Linked DNA regions of Homo sapiens: region 1 is linked to region 2. The links are chromatin loops, found by intact Hi-C in ENCODE. Cell type or tissue: GM12878. All regions are shown on one strand. Each heading gives the region's core, and the rest is flanking DNA. Links, peaks and the distances in the headings are about the cores only.

Region 1 (11,884 bases), core at 3,877-8,876, 190 kb after region 2:
CAGCAGACGTGTTATTCCGCTGAATTCCAGAGTGAAAGTGTAGGGCTGCTCCATATCCCAGAAACAGTGAACGTAGGCCATGGTGGGCGTGGACATCTCCCAGAAGCAGTGGACATAGGCCATGTGGGCGTGGACATCTCCCAGAAGCAGTGGATGTAGACCATGGTGTGTGTGGACATTTCCAAGAAGCAGTGGACAGGCCATGGTGGGCGTGGACATTTCCCAGATGCAGTGGATGTAGGCCATGGTGGGCATGGACATTTTTTAAGGGTCTTGGTTCTCTCAGAGGTGGAGGAGCAGGAGGCAGGCCTGTGGGCTGGAGAATGCTGTGTGGGGAACAACGACCTCTCTTTCTGTAACTGTCAAGCTGAGCTGACTTACTAAACTCACAGTATTCATGAGGGTCATTGGCTTTCTCATGGGAAATAGTGCAGGGTCAAACTGAGATGGCAGATCTCATTAGGAATGGAAAAGCAGACAGGTCAGAAATATGCCAAAAATGTATGGAGGATTCTGGACTCACATAGAAGTGAAATCAGGGGAGCCAGCTTGACAACTCTTTGAGGGACAGGGTAGCCCCAAATGATGCCTGGTTTATAATAGATGCAATTTTAGTAAGATTTCTAAAGGTTACTTCTTGTAGTTTTCAGTAGCCAACATGGCATCTTAGCACTCCAGACCCTTTTGGATACTATAAGTGCCAATAATGATCTTTCTGGATTCTACGTTTAACCTGATGGAAGAGACATGATATGCAATTAAAGAAAGTAGTCTCAGAAACATGTTTTTCCTACTCTTAGAGCAAGGTAGTCCACCAGAAATCTAATGCATGGTTATGTTGCCTTATTTATGTGTAATACATTTTACATTTATGGAATGGCAATGGGTTTTGAGATTTATGACTAAAAGAAACAAAGTGAAAAGCACCACCACCACCACCACCAATGATAGCAATACTGTTATTGAAGACTTTTTGTCCTTTGCTTTACTCGGAGTACTCTTGATAAGGTTCTACTTGAGAACATTATTTAAAGATTTAGTGCCCAGAAATACATTGCAACCTCAAAGAAAATTGATGTTTCCTCTATGAGATAATTTAAATGAAATGACAGAATGAAATGAAAGTGAAATGACAGAAATGTTTCCTTTCTGTCCTTGTTCAATGGATGCTGAGAGCCAAATTTGTTAATTATTTGTAATAATGTTATCATCTTCACAGTTAGCTTAACTTGTTGGCTGGCTGCCTATAATTTTGAATTTCTATTTTCCATTTTATTAAGCTTGTCTAAATAACCTTTGTTGTAAACTGTCACAAATCCCAATTATTATTATAATCCATTCCTTTGGGGATAGAAATAAATTTGGTAAATTAAATTACTAATAACTTTATTAATGATTTGTGGATTAATATATCATACATGCTCATCATAATAGCTTAATTTTTATCCACTTGATATCAAAAGTAAGTTAATTATTCTGGTACTCAGTTTTGAACTCATGTGCTTCCTAATTTTGATTATAGAACTAAAATCAATGATGTGAATAGAAAACATGGAAAACACTTACATTGTTTGCCCATATGCATGATGTTTTATATTCCTTATTTCCCACTTTTTAATTTCTTTCAGATGGTTTCTATGTAAACTGAGACATTACATTTTCTATTTATCCCTTTCCTCTTTTTTTCTTGTCCAAAATAGATGCATTTGGTCTGTTACACTTAGTTCAAGAGTAATTATTTTTCAGTTCAAGGTGACAATTTAATCTATTTTATTATAAATGAATCAAATTTTCCAGGCAGTATATTTATTTGGGGACTTACTATGCTCCATCGACTGCCAGTATAAGATTCAATAGTTAATTTATTCCTTTTGAGGAATTGCATGTCCACAGCCTCTGGGGTTTGCACTGAAACACTCCTTTAGGAAGGGGTAACACGGGGCAACTTTTAAAGATAAGACAGATTTGCAGAGCCGGAATTTCATTGTAACATCAATTAGATTGAATTGTATTATATAAGCAAAGGTTATTTGCAGAGCTCCCAGTGACAAGAACAGCATTATTCTGAAATTCTCTGTTGGTTTGTGCAGCAGACTTCCCATGGGAATTCGGGGCTCATGTTCCTATTCCCTTCAGGGAATGCGCAAGGGTATGAGACTGGATTTAGTGTAGGACTACCTGAATGAGAGGTAGACATTTTCTTGAAAAGGATGGTAAAATCTGGAATACTTTCAAAAAAACTGATGGAAAGGTAATTTTCCCTGTTAAAGACTCCTAAACAGACAAACAAATGAAGTTGCAAGAGACTATGAGTTTACCATCCAAACAGAATGCTTCAAAACATCCCCTAAAATGTATATAACTGCTTAGCCATGGAAATTCTTATTGCATAGTTTTTTTCTCTGTATCTGTCATTGGCAGAGTAAGGATGTATTGGATGGAATAAATGTAATTGAATGTATTTCCAAGGCCCATCAGACTTTCAAGCATGTATAGCCATTACTTAAATGCATTCTAATAATCTAAAAGTAATAAAGGTCACAGACTCCACTCATATGAACAAACATCACCTTTCTTTGCTCCACATGGATCTGTGTCTCCCTTTGCTGGCACAGGACTCTTTCCACTAAATGGCCTAATTGTAGCTCAGGTATCTCCAGTATTTCTTGGGCACATAGAGAAAAGAACTCATTAATTGTACTAACTAGTGTATTAATTAGGGCTAATTACAGTGGCCTTTTCTAGCTTGCCTACTATTGCAAATAGAAATTCAGTATGGGGACCTCAAATGTAAACTTAGGGTTCAATGACCCTGAATTAAATACAAAGTCATGTTAATTTCACCAATATAAAATGTAAATTCAGTGTATACCAAACTGTACCCTGTCATGAAGGCTTCACAAAGCAGAGAAAGGAGACAATGGATCCTGTTTTGTTTCTCATTTGGCCCTTGCTGGGTTTACTTTCATCCTGCTGATCCTGTAGGCAGCTGTGGGAGAGAGAAGGGCTTAGGACCTGGAGGAGGATACCTGGGTTTGAGCCCAGCTCTGAAATTCGTTATTCACGTGACCTTGGGAATATCACTCAAACTTTCTGAGTCTCAGTTTCTTGACCTGTAACCTGGAGACTCAATCATTTTCACCATTGGAAGGCTGGGAAGATTAGATATGTACAAGTTTTCATAAACTAAAATGTGTACTAGCCATATAAGGAATTTTAATACTTATTACATAATGACATTAATTTATATCTTATAAGATATTCTGATAAAATTTGGGAGAGCAACCCACCAGATTTATTTCTTTCAAAGGTGTCCTGGATGCCTATGGTGGTAAATAAGTAATGATGATAATAAATAAATCCAGGAATTAAGTATTTATGTATAATACTTTACAACTTCATTTGGTGAAGCATTTTTCATGCCAACTGTATCCCCAAACAGATTACATTCAATGAAGACTTACAGTGATAAGCAATAAATACTAGCAGTGAGAGACAGACATTGAGATAAACAGGCAGCAAAAAGTGCTTTTCAGCTAAATTCTGAAAAGAAATGAAGAATTTAGGGTTGCAGAGACCCAGGAGAGATGTCACAACAGGCAGACACTTTTGGAGATAAAGTTCTCACACTCAATTTTCTTAGTGAAAGGCCTGAGGCACGAAGTACCAAAGTGTTGAACTTCTGCCTGGGTCATCTCACAGGCGGCGGGTCTTTACTGTGGGAAGAAAGAAACAATATTAAGTCTGAGAGAGGTGAATTTCAACTTCATGGGGATTATGAAGCAGGAAAATCTTTTGTAAATGGCTTTGCTTTGATCTATATGGACCAGAAGAGAACTACGTATTGGTATTTTATTGTCCATAAGCTACCCAAAAAGTGTACCTGCAGTGTTCATCACTAAAAATCAGCTGGAAATTTGATTTGCAGTCTAGAGTAAGGATTTTCAAGTTAGTTCAGGATACACTGATTTCTGATTCTTCCATGGGTTTGCCTTTGGCTCAGTCAGTTTTGACGCAATAGATGGGAGTGATTTCCTTAAATGTTAATTTGACTTTTTAGTAGCCATGTGCATAACAGAAGCACTCTGAGTAACACTATGTGTTGTGTGTGTGTTTGTATTAGTCAGTTCTCATGCTGCTAATAGAGACATATCCGAGACTAGGCAATTTATAAAGGAAAGAGGTTTAATTGACTCACAGTTCCACATGGCTGGGGAGGCCTCACAATCATGACAGAAGGCAAATGAGGAGCAATGCCACGTCTTACATGGTGGCAAGCAATAGAGCTTGTGCAGGGAATTTTCCTTTATAAAGCCATCAGATCTTGTGAGACTTATTCACTGTCATGAAAGCAGCATGAGGGTAACCACCCCCATGATTCAATTACCTCCCACAAGGTCCCTCCCATGGCACAAGGGGATTATGGGAACTACAATTCAAGATGAGATTTGCGTGGGGACACAGCCAATCCATATCAGTGTTTGAAAGACAAAGTGGTGGCATACACAGCAGCCTCTCGAGGAGGGTACTAAAATGAGTTTCTATTTCTATATCACACTGACTGAGATTGGGGAAGATAAGAGTAGGGTAAGGTGAGCAAGCTCAAAGACTGAGGAAATGTTGCTTGGTATGAGAAATTTTACTCAGATAACCTCAGGAGTGTATAAAGAAGAGTTATTGTATTCTACTCACAAAGTGTTTTTGTTGATGATGGCCTGATTGGAAGATGAATTACCACCCGCCAATGAAAGGCAACCTTACAAAACCATTTGAAACCCAACTATCTCATGTTATATTGGGTTGTGGATAGTACAGTTCAACTCCAACAGGATACCTTTGGCTATGTGGGTGCATGTTGACAGCTTTAAGGAGGGCCACTAAAGTGTCTTTCATAGTGCTAAAAGCACCTCAAAATGAGTAATTTATTTTGGAAAAGCATATTAGGAGAGAAAAAATGTTTCATCTAGAAGCACTGATATGAGGAAGAGACTAAATAAATGAATGAAGAAGTTAGTGCAGAGTAGAGACAAGCATGAATTGGTTTCACAGCTGCTTCTGATATGGCCAATAAAAAAGATAAAGAAGAAAAAGAATCAAGCAGCCAGGGAAAGGTCAGCTCCTTAAGGGCAGGCCTCCTGCCTAGCAGTACACAGTTATCCCCAGTGCCTAGAATATGGTAGGCACATGGTAATCTCACATTTTGCAGTAAAAATAAATACATATGTACAGGAGCTAAAAGTATATATTAAGAAGGAAGTTGCTTGACATTAGATAGAGTCTTGATTATTTTAGCTCCATGATAGGGGTTGTCTTTGACAAAATTTCCTCTTTTTTACAGTTGTCATCTAGGTAGCTATCTCTATTGGTGGTGTTCTTTAATAGGTGTGGGAGAGAAGCCTCAAGGGACAGAGTGATCTGAAGTTGTTACATTAAATAGGTTTCCCAGGCAAAGCAAGAAATGGCCTGGAGTCTGCTCCTGGTTACAACTTTAATCATTACATACAAGCTGGCTGTGAAAATCCATCTGAATGATGAACAAAATACTTTAATCTGGACTTCATCATGTTACTTTTGCTACTTTGGAGTTCTGAATTCATCATAAGAATGTGAAAGATTTACCTGCAATGGCAGTTCCCTCGAATTCCAGTAAATCCATGAAAGAATGTGTTGCTTCATGGAATGGATGAGAGAGGGAAAACATTCTCTCAGGGAATCAGAAATAGGAGAGATTTGGGTGGCTGGGGGTGGAAGGGCAGTTCAGGTTCCAGAAAACAGAGCTATTGGAATTTGGATGAGGGTTTTAAAACATGATAAGGCCTATCAGGAGTCATAGGTTGATAGCAATCAATGAGTAAAATGACTCCTTGTGTTTGGAAAAGAAAATCAAGCAGACTTGTGGAAGTCTGTGGTCTTGGATGCAAAAGGAAGCTAAAGCTACAATAGTCATTAAGTCAATGGAAGTGAGAAGGAACTTTTAGAAAATTTGATTAAGACAGATAAGGGACTGGATTCCAGGAATTAGGTTAAGAGAATGACAGTACCCCTCAGAATATAAGGTTTGTCTAATTATTCTGATATAAGGATTATTAGTTATAAAGACTATTCTCATCATGTAGGTGGAGGACCTGGTGCCCCAATACTACAGGCACAACAGCGTGGAGATGGTTCCTCTCTGCAGAGCCCTGCATTCAGCCGCATGCCTAGGACAGTGGAAAGTGCAGGGATGTTCTTTTGCCTGTTTACCTGTGACAAGATCATCAAGTTTCTCAGCTCAGAGGGGACACTTAGAGTGGGGGAATGGGTAAGACTTTTCTGCTATAAGTGAGGAAAAGGAAGAAATGAGGAAAATGACAGAACAATCTATTCCAGGGTCAACTCTAGTATATATTATAGGAGAATTGTATTTCTTGCAAATAAAAGCAGAGACCTTCTGATGTTTGTCTTTTACTTTAAGATAAGAGAAACTCAATTGACTCTTCCTACTCTAGATCTTAAATACACACAAGGAAGGTGTCCTGAGCGAGGCACTCATGAGAAGTTAGCTAAAGTCATTTTCAGATTTAATGATTGCAGGTGTCATAATGAGTGTGACATCTCTCTAGTTCTTTAAATAGCACTGCGGATGTTCTGTGGTTAGACTGGCTGCCCCAAATTACCCAGAAGTGAAACTGCTTTTTTGGTGATGCCTATGTCTGATCCATAACCTCCATCTTTTCTGTATCTTTTTTTTTCTCTTAAGATAACACAGCACATTTGAGGATGCTTAAAGTATTTGAGTGGTGCTACTGGCTATAATTAAGTTCTTTCAGCCTTTCCATTACAAATTCTTCTTTCCGAGGTTTAATATCTCAGAGACTTCTAATCCCACTGGGCCAAACTTAGTATAGAAGCTGTCAGCAGAAATGCAAATTTTTTTGCCCACCCCTAAATATTTCTAATCAAACAATTTTTTTCCCCTCATTACAGCAAAGGTATAAGGAAATAGGTTTCAGGCACTTTTGAAAAGCAAGAAAAAAAGTAATCTAAGCACAAAATCTGAGAAAAATGCATAAGAATGCAAAACCTGTCTAGTTTCGGGGTAGGTGGGCAAATATTGAAGACATACAGCATCAGAGAATTTTTGCCTTGTGTTTTTTAGCTAAATTCAAGATGTAACCATGAAATAAACTGACAGCATATTGTTTGTTGGTTTGAAATTTTGATTTTTTGTTTTAAGGAGAAGTCCGTGTTACTTCTGTGAAAATTTAAGATGAGCAAATAATTCCAATATACCCACATAACTTGGGCTATGGTTGAAATTTTTTTTTTATCTTTTCCTTTGTGTCTTGAAGATAATTGAATGAAAATCATTTGTAGCATTATTGGTTTATTTAAAAAGGTTTAAAAATTAAACATTTTATTTTTATTTTTTGTTGTGGTAAATAATGCATAACATGAAATTTAGCACCTTAGTCATTTCTAAGTGTACAGTTTAGTACTGTTAACTATATTCATGTTGTTGTATAGCCAATCTCCAGAACTTTTCATCTTGCAAAACTGGCACTCTGTACTTATTCTGTTTCGATGAAGTTGAGTACACATAGAAACCTCATATAAGTGAAGTCGAGCAGTATTTGTCTTTTCATGATGGGCTAATTTCAATTGGCAGGATGTCCTCAAGGTTCATTTGTGTTGTAGCATGTGTCAGAACTTCCTTCCTTTTCAAGGCTGAATATTATTAACATTTGACTTTTTGGATGCTTATTCCATATTGCCTTTTTTTATTATTAATCAAAAGATTCTATTTCTTAAGTAGAAGTTCTTGTTATGTCCTCAAATTATTTCATAATTATTAAAATCCTTCTTTTGGGGTTTTAACTTATTAGTTTAAGGGTACAGGTCTTTGAACTTGGCTTTACTGCTTAAGAGAATGAACATCTTTTTGCAGCCAGTTTTCTAGATAGTGAAAGATGGACCTTCTAAGGTCCTTGGCAGTGGTTGTTTGCCCCTAGGTCAGAGCAGTCCTAATCGTGTCTTGTCCTTGTCCCTGTTAGCACTGCTATTGCACAGCCATTCCCCATGCTGTCTCTTTGGGGGAATTTTGCTCTCCCATATCACATTTCTGACTATTCTAATCTCTTCGACACTTCTAAATGTGGGTGTCATGTTCTCATCTACCCCTAAAGCCATTTCTATTGCGTTCTGTAACCTTTCTTCTCAGTTCATCTTCTTTCTTCTGCCTCCTAGAGCCTCTCTAATATTTCTTGTTTTTTCGAGAAAAGATTAATACTTTCAAAATAGGTGAGCCTTTTTATTCTCTTTCTCATTGAACTCCTACCATCTGGTACAATTCCATCCAACTCTCCCCCCAATTTATGGAATACTTCTGGCTATCAGACTGATATGCAAAGACAATCGGACACTCCTTGCATTCTTGAGGGGATCAGAAACTAGTGGGCAGATGAATATGCAGACAATCCCAAGGCACTGTAATAGAAAAAGGGGAGAGAAGAGCCTTGTGATTTCTGTGAGGAGCACAGGTGAGGAAGAACTGCCCTATGTAGGAAAATGAGGTCAGATCTTATCAATAAGACAACATTTAAAAAATCAGTCTTAAAGAATGACTACCAGTTAGCTGGAAAAAAATACTATGTTTTTGGCCTAGTCTCTCTCCAATTATTTTATTTAGTAAAAATATTCTCTGAAATGCACAGACCCCAAATTCCATCCCACCACAAAGACACACTGGGTACAATCCGTAACTTCTCTCAGGTGCATTTGTTATTTGCCATTACCTTGATGCCACTATATTTTCTATAAGGACATTGTATTTTGAGGTCTTCTGAGTCTAAAATGTTAAAGAATCCTGAGGGATCTGAAAAGCTGAATTCTGATGAGCTAACATGTTAGAAATTGTTATTAGTCATTTACATCTAGATACAAATAAACCAAATGAAAGCAAGCTTTGATGGGGCAGGAAAGACAGCAAGAGGGTATGAGGAGCTTGGGAAAGGGATGGTTAGAGATTCACTGGTGGAAAAGTAGTGGTAAAGTGGAAGAATAGGAAGCTTGAACAAGTGATCTGATTCTCTCTAGAAAGAAGGATACACCCTGAGTATTTTATTTTAACAGTGAAAGTTTGAGGGCTTTCCATGGTGGTCTCTAATGAGTGGCTACTCTCTTTCCCACGTGGGTTCCAAGCAAGTTGAGAAATAGAGCCAAGAGTAAATATGGAATAAAAAATGTCCCTATTGCCACTAATAGAATTCAGATTGGATGACAGAGCTTAGAGTCTATTACTCTAGTGAGCTTGTTGATTTTGAACCTAGAACTGGACAGACTTGCTCCTCACTCCCACATTTTGGTGTCACTTGACTGGCATAGGCCAGATAAGTTCCCAAATTCTTCTCCAAATTTAGCAAGCACACATGCCACTCCTCTTCCCCCAGACTGCAGTGAGGAAGGGGGCAGGGAGAGGCTGGAGTGACACTAACATGTTTGTTTCATAGGAAGAAAACATAAGAAATAAAGAAGAGCAGAGCATTCCCTTCCAACAAGTTCCTCCACTTAATTTCTTCTTTTTCTAAAATGGAATTCAGTATCAGCATAGATGGCATTGCCTTTCAGTTCTTTTATCTTTAACTTTGTTTTGCCCTGTGTTTTCGGCTTTGAACTTCCTCATAAGTGTGACAAGCCTAACTCTATCCCTCTTTGATTGCAGAAGTCTCATCTTTAGTTGTTGTTGTTGTTTTTCTTATGGTGGGACCTATTTCTTGAAGCACTATACAGAAGAGGATAGGAACAAGAAGTGCTAGAGTTGTTGGTGCTATTGCCAACTTCTGCTTTGGCACCATTGAGCTCTCTGCTGTTCAGAGGTTGATTCTGTCAGGTATAATGCAGATATGCTCACATCTTAGCACAGTGAATGCGAAAGCAATGGCTTGTTTACTTGGTTTCTGCATTGCAGTGTGGCTGGAGTGTGTTGAATTATTATTGCATTTGTTTTAGGGAGTCACCTCCCTTGTTGTTCACTTCCCTCTACATAACATTTCCTCTGCGAGGTTTACTGGCACTGCAGGAACTGAAAAAATGAAGTAAATGGCTCTCTAGAGAAATCTTTCTAGGAGGTGTGAACCACCTGGAGTCTGTAAATGCTTGAAATTTGGTTCTCAACAGGAAAGAAAATCAATGTAAGATAGAAATATAATGAAAAAAACACTTTTTTCCAGTAGGTAAATTTGGATTGGTGACAATTAGGTGTTCTGATCATCAGATTTCATAATCTGGATTGATTTGTAGAGAAATTTAAAAACCATCAGTTGTTACAATGCTATGAATACGTAAGAATACCAGGAGAGGGTATTCTAATCTACATGAAAGCCAATGCCATCGATGCTAATTTGTTTTCTGTTTTGCTCATGACACAACAAAGCGGCTGAATATAGTTTTTTGCTGTTGTTGTCACTCATCTTTCAAAGGAAAGAATACTGATAGTTTCAACATCATACTTTTAAAAAGTAACTTCTGCATAGATGGTACATATTGATTAAGCACACAGAGCAGTGCCTGGCAGACAGTGAGCACTGCATGAGGACTTTGTTAAATAAGTAAAATGTTAGAGTAAATTAAACCACCTTTGCCAAAATTCACAAATGACTTAGCATTGATCATTTACAAACCAGGTGATCTTCCCTGTGTTTCATATTTTAAAGCAGCAGGGTCTCTTCTGCTACTCTCCAATAATATCAATTAATACCCTCACAAATAGCCTTCTAAAGTTATCCAAACTTAGAAACCAATGTAAATGTAAGGAAATTATAGAGAAGACTAATGAGAATTTATATATTGATTAACAAAGGATTATGGTAAGTTAACTAAAGGCAAAGTGATTTAATTAATTTGTTTTTATTTATTATTATTTTTTTGAAGACAGGGTCTGTCTCTGTTGCCAAGGCTGGAGTGCAGTGGCAATATCTCAGCTCACTGCAACCTCCACCTCCTGGGTTCAAGCCATCCTCCCACCTCAGCCTCCTAAGTAGCTAGGACCACAGATGCACACCATCATACCCAGCTATTTTTAAAAAATCTTTTGTAGAGGTGGGGTTTCACCATGTTGTCCAGGCTAGTCTTCAACTTCTAAGCTCAAGAGATCTGCCCACCTCGGCCTCCCAAAGTGCTGGGATTACAGGCATGAGTCACTGTGTCTGGCTGTAATTTAATTTATAAACAAAAAATGTCACTGTTAATTCTAGAAAGAGTCAGTTATAACATTACTTACATTTGTCAAATTCAAGAATGGAAGAGAACAATGTATGTTGCTGTCCTGTGATAGATTTCTCTGTGGAAATCAGTCCCACCACTTTGGGTCCATGGGCTATATGAAACAAATGAACCAAAGGCCTTAGAACCTTGAGGTTTGGCTAATTTGCCCATATTTATACAATGTATAGAGGTTGTTTCTACTCTGTGTAAGGTTCTATACTAGTAATCTTATAAACAAAGACCAATATAAGGAGAGAGGAGATGGTTTGTAGTCTACTGTGTTTTGTGAAAGTTTGGGATGTAGTTCATTTGGACAATGCTTAGAATTTCATTTTGAAACATTTTCAGTTATAGCATGTTTAATTGGTTCTTTAAAATCTCTTCTTAAAGGATCCTGAAACTTAAAGAGGGGGAATGCTTATATTTTGTATAAACAAAAGTGGTGGCTCTATGATAATAGGAATCATTTGAAGATGTGTTGTTTAGAAGGTGATAAATAAAAAAGTTGTGATGAGAGAAAACATGGAAGAAGGAAAAAGCATAAAAGGTAAGTTTGGCAGTGTCCTGCCTACCAAGGAGAAATTCGACTTGGTAAGAGCATATTTTGACTTTGGGAGGCCAAGGTGGATGGGTTGCTTGACCC
Region 2 (11,884 bases), core at 3,727-8,726:
GTATTATTGTATAATATATAATTATATAATAATTATGTATTATTGTATAATATATAATTATATAATAATTATGTATTATTGTATAATATATAATTATATAATAATTATGTATTATTGTATAATATATAATTATATAATTATGTATTGTATAATACATTATTATATAATTATGTATTATTGTATAATACATAATTATATAATAATGTATTGTATAATATATAATTATATAATAATGTATAATATATAATTATATAATAATGTATTGCATAATATATAATTATATAATAATTATGTATTCTTGTATAATATATAATTATATATAGTGTTACGTATTATATATTTTTTCCTGTTGATTGTTCATACACTCCCTAGTTTTTCTGATACATTGTTGGTTTCTTAAAAAGTTGATTTGTAGGAGCTTTTCATGTATTAGGGAAATTGTGATATGATCTGCAACTTTCTCTTTCCCATACTGACATTTATGTTTTGATTCTGCTTATGGTAATTTTTCTAATATAGAAATGCTTCGGCTGGGTGCGGTGGCTCACGCCTGTAATCCCAGCACTTTGGGAGGCTGAGGTGGGTGGATCATTTGAGTTCAAGAGTTCGAGACCAGCCTGGCCAACATGGTGAAACCATGTCTCTACTAAAAATATAAAAATCAGCCTGGTGTTGTGGTGGGCGCCTGTAATCCCAGCTACAGGGGAAGCTGAAGCAGGAGAATTGCTTGAACCCAGGAGGTGGTGGTTGCAGTGACGCTAGATGGCGCCACCGCACTCCAGCCTGAGCTACAGAACAAGACTGTCTCAAAAAAACACACACACAAAAAGAAATGCTTCATTTTATGTAGTTGAATTTATCCTTTATTTCATGGGGTTTGGATTTTCTATTGTAGTCATAGTCAGAAAAACTTTCCCTATTTTGAGATGAAGTTACTGCCAGTGATATTATAGCGAAAGCTATCACTAGTTGTGCTTACTGTATGCCAGCATACTAATTGGGTTACCAGTCAATTAATGAACTCTAATTGACTATATGCGTGCTACAAATCATACTGTGACTTACCACGAGAAGTCAGTGAGGCAAAATGGAAACCAGTCACTGTATTTTCTCAAGTAGTATCATCCATGTCCTTTATGATCTTATTTTTAAAGAAAATCCAGGTATGAAGTATGGATATAGCCTTATTTATGTATTTTTATTCAGATGCACACAAAGTTATCTCTATAAAACTTGACTGCATAATCCATGTTTTCCCAGGGATTTGAGATGCAACCTTAAATAGATACTAAGTTCTTATGTGTATTTGGGTTTATTCTAGACTTTTTATATATTGATCTATATCTTTTACACTATTCTCTTATTTTTGGTGATGAAAGGCTAGTCCTCTGTCAATAATGTTCATTTTTAGAATTTTCCTGCCTGGTTTTCCTTGACTGCCCTTGCCCTACAACTTTATTTTGAAAATTTTGAATATACAGAAAAGTTGAAAGAATTTTACAGTGACATACCCGTCATTGAGATTCTACCATTAACATTTTAGTGTGCTTGTCACTATTATCCTTTGGTTCATTTCAGAGTAAATCGCAGATGTCAGTGCACTTACCCCTAAAGCATGCATACCATGCTTTACTTCAGTACTTTAGTTTTATTTTAATTTTAGAATACAGATACAATCAAGTGCACAGATCTTAAGTGTACCATTTTATAGTTTTTACAAGTGTATACATTTTTGTAACCCAGTCACCTGTTAAGATAACATTACCCTTGCCCTGGAAAATTTACTCATTTCTTTTCCCATGCCCCCACCTACCTCTAGAAGAAAGCAGTGTTCTGCCTTTTTTACACTATATATTAGTATTACCTGTTGTAGAACTTTTCTGTCAGTGGAATCAGAGTATTATTTTGAGCAAGGCTTTAATGTGCCTGAGATTTATCCATATTATTGCATATATCTGTAGTTTGCTTCTTTGTATTGCTGAGTAGTATTCTGTTGTCAGAATCATGGTATATACAGTAGTTAACAATAATAATGCTCTCATTATTGTTAATTTGACACAATTTCTTAAGTCTTACTAATTAAAAATAGTACATGATGGTTCTAATAAAAATTTAAACAGTGTAGAAATAGAAACCAAAAATCAGTCTTCTTATTCCTTTCTGATTCTCATATATAAACTTGTAAACATATATCTGTAAAAATATGCATGTGCCACCTATTGATGAATATACATGACTTTTTTTCATAGATAGAATCATTTATATGTTGCTACTACAACTAGTATTTCCAGTAACACTGCACATCATCCCATAAAAGTATACTGTTAGGTAGATTCCTATTCTTTCCAGTGGTTCCATAGAATTCCATTATGTGAGTGTATTGCACTTTGTTTAAATAGTGCTTTATTTATGATGTAATTATTACTTTTTAGGGGAAAAAAGCTTATTTTCTTGAATTATTTAAGTACTTCCTGTATGTAGTCAAGGAAAACTTACCAAAAGACTTTGACTTGAAAAGCAAAATCCTCTTTACGTTTCCCATCCTTGAACTTTTACTGTTAATATGTAGTTTTTATGCCGTTACAATGGCTGAAATCCAGTGTTTTTGCATGACCAAATCATCTACGGCCATACCACTCTGAACACCCCTGATCTCATCTAACTTGGAAGGCAAGCAGGATTAGGCTTGGTTAGTACATGGATGAGAGACTATAGTTTATGTAACCATTCTGTTCTTATTTGTCATTTAGGTTGTTTGCTTTTTTCTTTGGCTTTCCAAATAACTATTTTTTTTCCCGTTTCTTTTTTTCTTTAACAACGCAACTAGTACACTGTTTTTGACTTTTTAAATAACTCTGCAATGAACATCTTCCTCTATGTGTATGTTTGCTTTATTCTCATTAGTAGAAGTTATTTTCTAGAAGTCAGCTAATGCTGCTGTTGGAGGCTTTCTTAGTATTAAGTATACTTTCTTGGTTTAAATCTAGTACTTCAGAGGAACTTGTTTTATGATGTTATGTATTGCATTATAAGTAGTTCCTCATTTTGTTTTTTGTTTCAAAGAGCCATTTTAAAAGAAGTTACGGGAGATAGTGTGTCAGTGTAAATTCTAGCCTACTTTTGAGTTCTGTATATCTCTGCTCCATACATTCTGCAATTATTTATTTTCCATTTTACAGGCAATTTAAAAGTTGATAAAAAAATTTATAAAATCTTAAATGAAGTCACTTATAAATGAAAAGTGTTTGAATGATTATAGATTCCACATAGCATTAATATATACTTCAGCCGGTCGTTTATTTGTTGCTCCTTGTAATAGTTATAAATGCAATAACAGGTACTTTGAGGCCTGTAACTTGTGATCTTTTTTGGACATATTTTGTAAGAAATTGTCATTGTGACGTTTCTTATTTGTTACTATTACTTTCTTTAATGATCTCAAGTGCTTATCTTACCTTTTTAAAAAGTTTAATTTTTTATAGTAGCAAGCAGACTGAAATAGGTAGAACTTATTTTTGAAAACTGCTTTATAAACTTGCAGTTACCAGTCTCTAAAGTTGTTAATGCACTTACCTAAATTGAATCATGTTAAGTTTGGATGCCTGTGATGACATTAAACAGCCAAATTGGAGGAACAGTTAAGTTCTGTGAGAATACATGAAGTTTGGAGGAATCGTGAGTATACATTGTGATTAGGAAAAGGCTCTTGAATCCACCTAGCCTCTGTGGGTTTCAGATGTAGAGAAAGTTTTATTGCTATACTGAAGTGATTGGACAATTTTGGAGCTATATTATGAGATGTGGGGAAGGTTAAAACAGGAGTTACTTGATCCAGTCTCTTTTTAAGAATGTTGCTTGCTGGGCGAGGTGGCTCACGCCTATAGTCCCAGCACTTTGGGAGGCCCAAGTGGGTGGATCACCTGAGGTCAGAAGTTCGAGACCAGCCTGGCCACCATGGTGAAACCCCATCTCTACTTAAAATACAAAAATTAGCCAGACGTGGTGGTACATGCCTGTAATCCCAGCTACTGGGGAGGCTGAGGCAGGAGAATTGCTTGAACCCGGGAGGCGGAGGTTGCAGTCAGCTGAGATCGCCACTGCATTCCAGTTTATGGCATGTAGAGGTTTGATTAGATAAAACGTTTTGAAGACAAAGGAAGACTAGTTAGCTATTTCTTAGTCTAGTTTAAGAGTGAGTTGTGAAATGCCTGAATTTAGATTGCTATAATGTTGGTAATTAGAAGCTCCTTCTCAATACATTGTGATTTGTTCTAGGGAAAAGGCAGGCATAGTTATCTGTAATACCAATGGGAGAAACAGTCAAACATACCAGTAGTTGCTATGTAACAGTGGTAGAAACAATGTACAGAAATTATATAGGTCTGGCAATTTAGGAGAAATACACAAAATGTTTCTATTAAGTAGAATTTATTTATGCCTTCTAAGGGCTCAAAATTTGGTCATGAGTGCTGAGGAAATGGGATTCTGTGACTCTTTAGAAAGACATAAAGAAAAAAAATTCTCTTGAAGATTCTAATGCTATGTACTAAATTATTTTGAAATTCAGTTAACTAAAAGTTACTGGAATGGGAAGGGAGAAAGAGCGCAAGGTGGTGAAAGCCAAATATTTTTTCACAAAAATGACCCACTTTTTCAGATCGTATGGTTCAGTGCCTTTTTTTTTTTTTTAAATGAGTAAACTAAAGCCTAGAGAAATAAAATGCTAACGCAGGATTATATAACTAGTGAATAAAGCAGAAATAACACCAGACTGGAAATCTGAAAATTGTTTTTTGGAGTACAGTTCAGTGCTTTTCTTCAATACCAGACTGCTTCATGGAAAGGCTAACAATTTGGCTTGGGACAAAGTAGGTTTGAAAGGTAATATAGGACTTAAAATATAGCAACCAGAATTTAACTAAAGTATATTTTTAGGGGTGATTATAGGCATTTTTTTTTATCATAGTTCATTATTTAGTAATCCCTTAACGATTGTTAGGGTGCTTGGCAGGTTAATAAAGTGTGTCTTATTTGTAATTATATTTATTTGTAATTATTTCTAGTTTGGCAAGTCAGCTGTTAGATGAAAAAACTGAAGCTTAGTTTGCTTAGTCTTAAGATTCATGACCGGAAAAGTGTCCATAATAATTTCTCATTTTTAAAGATAAATTTTGGCATGACTGTGGTAACCGTATCAGAAAATTTTGGTAGCAATGTTAGAGAAAGACTTAGAAGTGAATCTCTAACATATATAACCACACAGCATTAGCCAGACCTTTTAAAGAAATATGAGAAAAAGGTTAAAGGCTTAATCGACTCAGCCAAATTTATCCAACAGGATGATAGAACTAGGTTTTTTGTATTTCTAGTTTTAGTGCTATTTCTTTTGGATAATTTTGCCTTTTTGGTTTTAAAAGAAAATGTTCACTAGCCTCTGCTCTCTCATTTTAGTAACCAGAGGGATGGGTTACCTGAGATCTGTTGTTAACTAGACAGAATGTGAGTAATGGAGTGGGGGTGGCCTCTAGAACCAGTCTTTTCTCAGATAACTCAATTCTTCCTCAACTATGAATAGGAATTAAAAAAAAAAAAACCCTAAATATGAAGGTTAGTCATGGGTTACCATATTGCAGATACACCTTTTTTTTTTTTTTTTTTTTAAAGAGAGAGTTCTGTGGCTTGATGTATAACCATAATTATAACCACAACTATCTGGGCTTAATTTGTCATTTGGGCTGCTGCTGTTTGCACTGAACAGTACAAACTTTTACTTTGGTTTTGTTATCTGACTATTGGGTCTTTGACACTTAATGGGCACTTCTTTTTTTTTTTTTATTTAATTTAGAAGTTATGTAACTTCTAAAGCTATGGTTCTCAAGTGTGATATCAGGATTCCTGGAATTTCCTGAGAGCCTTTCATGGTGTCTATGAGGTCCTTGTTTTTCCAACTATGTATCTGTGTCAGGTCAGGTTTTCTTCATGTACTTCAACCAGTATAACATGTCATAACAGACTGAATGTAAAAACAGATGTAAGAATCGGCCTGTCTTCTATTAAGCCAAACAAAGGTATTTGCAAAAAGTGTAAAACTTGGTCACTCTTCTCAGAAAATTTGTATTTTATTTTGGAAAAATAGTTTTTGTGTTTTTTTTTTTAATTTTAAAAATATGGTATTTAATTTCAGGTGAGGCTATTTATCATAGAGCTCTGCCTATCCCTGACCTGCAGTGGGGATATGACCTAAATGGGGAAGATGAGTCATTTTCAGAGGCCAGTACGGATGCTGGGGGAGAGAAGAGTAGCCTCCTTTTTCTGGTTTCACTAGCTGTTAGAATAATGTAAGCTGGGAACTGCTTGGGGGCCATCATTTTTGCCACACATAGAGAGCATTTCTGAAAGTGAAAAATGCAGAATAGAGAGTCCTGGTGATATGATTTGAACTCCTGGATTCAGAAAAAAAGCCAGCCCCACATATGGGCTTCCTGTTTGTTTGCACATAAATTCTTCTTCTGATTACTCAAACAAATATAGAGAGTTTTTATGCTAGTTTTAATGGATTTATTATATCAAACTAAACTAAATTTTTTCTCAATTTTAATTCTTGATAAATATTGATATAACTCTTTTAAATAAAAAGCTGTTTGGAGTGGTTCCTATTTTTAAAGCATAGAGGGCTCCTGATACCAAAAAGTTTGAGAACCACTGTTCTAAAAGTAAGATGGAATCATGCTATTTCTTGGAATGATGTGGGGGAATAAAAGAACTGGCCAATAGTTTTCAGTGTTATAATTACATGTATTGTGATACATTTTGCAGTGATGAAGAAGTATTAATAGATTGTGTGATGCTCAAGGATGGATCATATTTAGATATGCTTATATTTTGATTTTATTTTGTAGAATGAACTGGGTGTATAATAACTCTTAATGAGTAGTCTTTGCTGTAACTAATTACTGTATATAAGTAATCTATTTTTGCTTTCTTGTTTGAATTAAGTGAAGCATGTAATAAACTACAATTAAAATTTTCAATGTATGTATTATGCTTGCTGCAATGAAATTTGGATTTTTAAAAGAGTAATTCTAAGTACAGAATATAAAATCATGACTTTGATGCAAATTAGATATTTTTCCTGAATATAAAATGAAAATTTGGAAAGAACAGACGTGGGTGCATATCCGTGTTCTAAAGTTACTCAGTTAACATATTTAAATTTAATTTTTAATTCCCACTACCACCTCCAGCTTCTTTTCAAGATTACTGAACATGGAAGCTTGGGTTAAATTCCGTGAGTTATATTCTACTGAATTTCTAAAGTCTCCAAGAAACTCGTGCAAAACAAACTTTTTGAAATATTGTATTGGAGTATTATAGCTTTCTTTACGGTCTCATTACTGTTTTGAAAATCTGAAAAACTAAAACACACTATGGGTGTGTTGGGGGATTAGTACAACCTTTATTTCCAGAGGTGATTTGTTTCTTGTTAAGAATATTTAGTTTTTAAAGATATTTTATTATAACATTTGATTTTCTGTATTAATTTGGCTTCTGTAACTTTAGTGTGTGTACTTCCCTCTCCACCCCAGATATAGTTGGAAGAGAATGACCTTCTTAGATGGTCACTTCTATGCTTTTAAAGGGTATGCATGAAGCTGGAAGTCTCCAACTGAACTGTTTTTAAAAACAAAGATGCCAGCTGGGCACTATTGCTCTCACCTGTAAATCCCAACACTTTGGGAGGCCGAGGAAGAAGGATCACTTGAGGCCAGGAGTTCGAAACCAGCCTGGTCAACAGAGCAAGACCCTATTTGTACACCCAAACAAAAATTAGCCAGGTGTAGTTGTGTGCACCTGTAGTCCTAGCTACTGGGGAGGCAGCGGTGGGAGGATCTCTTGGCAGGAGTTCAAGGTTTCAATGAACCATGATTGCACCACCGCCCTCCAGCCTGGGTAACAGCAAGACTTTGTCTCTAAAAAAATGAAATGAAAAGAAAAAAAAAAAAAAAACTTTATTAGCTGTATCCTTAACACAGTATATTCAGGAATTGACAAAGTTTTATTTTTATGCCTTTAAAATCATTGATGTGAATGACTTCATAGTGATTTGGAAATTTAATTTGCCAAAGCTCACTGAAGCAGTTAATTTGAAATCCTTGGAGAATTAAAATTGGAAACCCCAGTGTTCGTGAATGCTCACTTTGCTCCATTTCACTGGACTCCTGTCCCTCATATGTGTCAAGAAGGTCAAGTAGGCCTTAGGCTCTTTCTGATGGGTTCCCTTGGCCTGGGCTTTTTAAAATTTTTTCTTTTCCGGATAGCCATAAAGCATATTTGCATTCCATTTCCATTCCTATCTAAATTCAGATCCCTGTTTAAATGTCCCTTCAACAGAGTCCTTCCTTGATGATCTTAAATAATACTTGTTTTATCTTTTCTGTTTTCTTTCTCCTTACCTTTCTTCCTTTCTCCTCCTTTACACTTTATCTTTTCAACCTGGATTTTTCCTCAGAGCACGTGTCTACATGACAATACATACTATAAACGTATGTTTGTGTAATATGCATATTGGTTCCCCCCACCCCCCAATGTAAATTCCGTGGCAACAGTGATGTTTCTAAAAGTTGTATTTTCAGGATCTAGAACAGTGACAGAGTAGGTGCTTTTAAAATTTTCTTGAATAATGAATGCGATATTTGGACGATAATCACTAAACCCAACATACTTATTTTCTTATTTTATTCATCAAACTTTATATGAAGATGAAAGATTCCCTGACAGAAATGAGCCATTGATCTAGTGAGACATATATTTGTATGTATATTCTCTCTCTTAGTAACTATTAATATGTTTCAGATCTTTTGTAGTGTGTATTTTATCTACAGTGTAATTTTTAAAAAATGCTTTTCTATTACTAATATATGTAGATCAGTAATTGAACAGACTAATGTGTTATTTTATATTTCATATATTTGCACAGTATCTTATGAACAGATTTAAACCTAATGATTTTACTCATTGATACTTGTGTGGGATTTACTATCCAGTCCAGTGCTTATTTGCCAAGAGCTGTTCAGCCTATGCTTGAAACCATTCTAATGAAGGAGAACCCTCAGGCAGTTTATTCTGCCTTTGGGAGGCCTCTGATTATTTTAAAAAAAAAAAGCCTATCTCTATTTTAAGCCAAAACCTGTTTGGCTGCTTCTGCTTACTGGCTTTAGTTACATTCCTTGGAGGATATATTGGACAAATGTAATCCTTTTTCCTTGTGATAACTTTTCAATTATTTGAAGACTTACCAAGTTCTCTCTGACATTTCAGTTCTCTAGGCTGAGAATCCCTAGAAAACCATCTAATAATGATATCCATTTACCATCTTGGTCATTTTCTAAGAATCTGTTTGAGTTTGTTTATGCATTTATAAAGGTGGAACCTAGAACTGAAAGCACTAACACTCTACTGCATAGGAGAGCAGCACTCTTTCCTGTCTAGTTCTCAGTTTTCTGTTTTATTGCATGTTTATAATTTATGTTTCCCCCCCAGCCATTTCACACTTTCATTTCCTTTAACTTAACCGTTTACTAAAGTGCTTAAGTTTTCACCTTCTATTTGCCTTCTACAAATGCTATTGTTGAGTTAGATCTCATGCCTTATTTTGTAGTTTTTGCTTTTGTTTGTATTCTGCTCCCTCACCAGCCCCAACACACACACAGAAGAGTAATTGCAGTTGGAGCACTTGGTGATCATAATCATACTTTATTGGCAGATTTTGTTGTTTGTGGGAGCTAAGAAATACTTTTCAAAACTTGATTCTTTTTTTCCCCGATCTATAAGGCAATTTCAGGTCTGCTTTTTCTTTCACACATTTTCAGGATGCTAGCAGTATATAGCAGGGGTAAAGAAAAGTCTAGCTCTGACAAGATATAGATCATTCAAATTACAAACCTTTTATCAGCAGTGGCAACTGGTAAAGTACCTCGAACAATCTTGCTAGCCATGGAGATAATTTTTAAAAATAATTTGCTATATGAATATAGTTTTTTTAATTAGTTAATTTGAATGTTTATTTAATTGACTTTGCATAACATCATCACTAGAAGTTCAGATAATATAACATTTAAGACAAATAGAAAAGAGAACATAGGTTTTGCCTTTCTGTTCCTGATACATAACATTTCAGTATATTATTAAATTTCTGTGGTCCATATTTTTTACTCAGCTTTTTGTTTTCAAAAATATTGAAGTAAAAATGGAACTTCTTGTAGGACTTAAGAAAAATTGTTTCCCAAATGCAAATTCAGTTGTTTTGCCATTAAATGTGAAATTATAACCCCTGCTTCTATATAATTTGAACTTTTAACAAATGTTAAAAAGTCATCTGCCTTTCAAATTATTTCAAGGATTTAGAACTGTATATGGTAGTATATTTGTTGTGGCTAATCGTTTTTTATTCAGTTCAGATTGCTTCTACAGAAGATGTTGAGCAGAGATTCTTCTTTAATTCTGTCTTGCTGTTTTATCCAACTGTGGTTTATAGACCATAATAATTATAAAAATCATGAAAGCCTTCCTCTAGATTTTTAGCTGCTAACATTTTAATTCAGTTTTAAAATGTCCTATTTAAAAAATAATGGTGCAAAAATGAAATAGATTTGGTATTTCGTTGAGAGAATTGAAAAATGACAGGTAAGTTACTGGAAAAACCACTAATAAGTTAAAAATTCACCACAACAATCAAACCAATATTAAATTACAGCATTTAGACTCAGTGTAGACTGAATTTATATACAGCAGTTGCAATAAAACATAATAATATTATTATGTATCATAATGATTTCCAGTAAATTGAAATATGTTTAGCTTGATGTCTAGTTTGGTTGATGTCTGGTTGATTTGGTTGATAGGGAGTGACTGTAACTCTAGGTGTTTAAAAAGTAAATTGGAAGTCAGGTTTCTGGCACCTCGTTGTAAGAGGCAGTCTAGTGTGGTGGTTAAGAATGTGGACTTTGGAGTATGAGATTTAGTTTTAAATCTTGATTCATTTCCTTGCTGTGTAGTCTTGGGAAGTCTACTTAGCTTTTCTCTGAACCTCAGTTTCTTTATCAGTAAAGTGAGAGCCCAATATAGTATGTAAAATTAGAAGTGCAGTTCATGGCACAAACTAGGTGTTGAGTAAGTGTTAGTAATTGTTGAGTAAGTGTTAGTAATTAACTACTGCTATTATTTTATTGTTAGTTACTCTAACTTGTAAAATCTTAATAATTTTAGCTTAGTTATAAACAATTATATCATTCTTTTGAATTGGATGAAAATAGTTCAGACATCAAAAATTTCCCGTCCTGACATTGTTAATTGAAATAAACCAGGCACAGAAAGATTAATGCTGTATGTTACCACTCATATATGGGAGCTAAATAAGTTGGTCTCATATAAGTAGAAAGTAGAATAGTGGTTACCAAATGCTGGGAAGGGTGGTAGGGAGATAGGGAGAGGTTGGTTAACAGATACAAAATTACGCTGGATTGGATGAGTAAGTTCTAGTGTTGTTTAACACTGTAGGGTAACTACAGTTAATTTATTATATATTTTCAGATAGCTAGAAGAGAAGATTTTGAATGTTCCCAACACAAAGAAATAAATGTTTTAGGTGATAGATAGGCTAATTACCCTGGTTGTTCATTACACATTGCATACAGGTATCAAAATATCACATTGTACTCTATGAATACATACAATTATTATGTGGTTTTTTTTTTTTAAAAACTTTCCCTTCTTACCCTGTCCCTCCTTTACTTAGTTCATACTATCATCCTGTCCAGATAGCCGTAGTTTATTTATCCTTCCACATATATATAAACCAGATTTCTCTCTTCTCCCCCAACACAAA

Evidence for each region. Hi-C counts contacts between places; a loop is a spot of excess contacts. Peaks named below come from ENCODE experiments on the same cell type or tissue, not always from the same donor. Only the 100,000 strongest peaks of a DNase experiment are listed, where the experiment ranks them.
Region 1: it touches region 2 in a loop (3.0-fold over the local background); 3 of 110 quality-filtered maps call a loop at or near these places.

Annotation. Positions count from the first base shown.
Region 1 is chr13:79,189,230-79,201,113 of GRCh38, reverse strand. No RefSeq gene overlaps it. Among named protein-coding and RNA genes, the nearest start is that of RBM26, 210 kb to the left of the region's middle. RefSeq lists enhancers at 2,572-3,203, 6,077-6,196, 6,457-6,676, 6,787-6,876 and a silencer at 10,062-10,171. In GM12878, for the core only: no CTCF peak of the experiment used is centred there; a DNase peak (open chromatin) is centred at 6,613; H3K4me3 peaks cover 504 bases; H3K27ac peaks cover 2,892 bases.
Region 2 is chr13:79,380,368-79,392,251 of GRCh38, reverse strand. All of the region lies in intron 1 of RBM26 (RNA binding motif protein 26), which reads left to right. It also overlaps the pseudogene RNA5SP33. Among named protein-coding and RNA genes, the nearest start is that of RBM26, 20 kb to the left of the region's middle. In GM12878, for the core only: no CTCF peak of the experiment used is centred there; a DNase peak (open chromatin) is centred at 6,321; H3K27ac peaks cover 4,279 bases.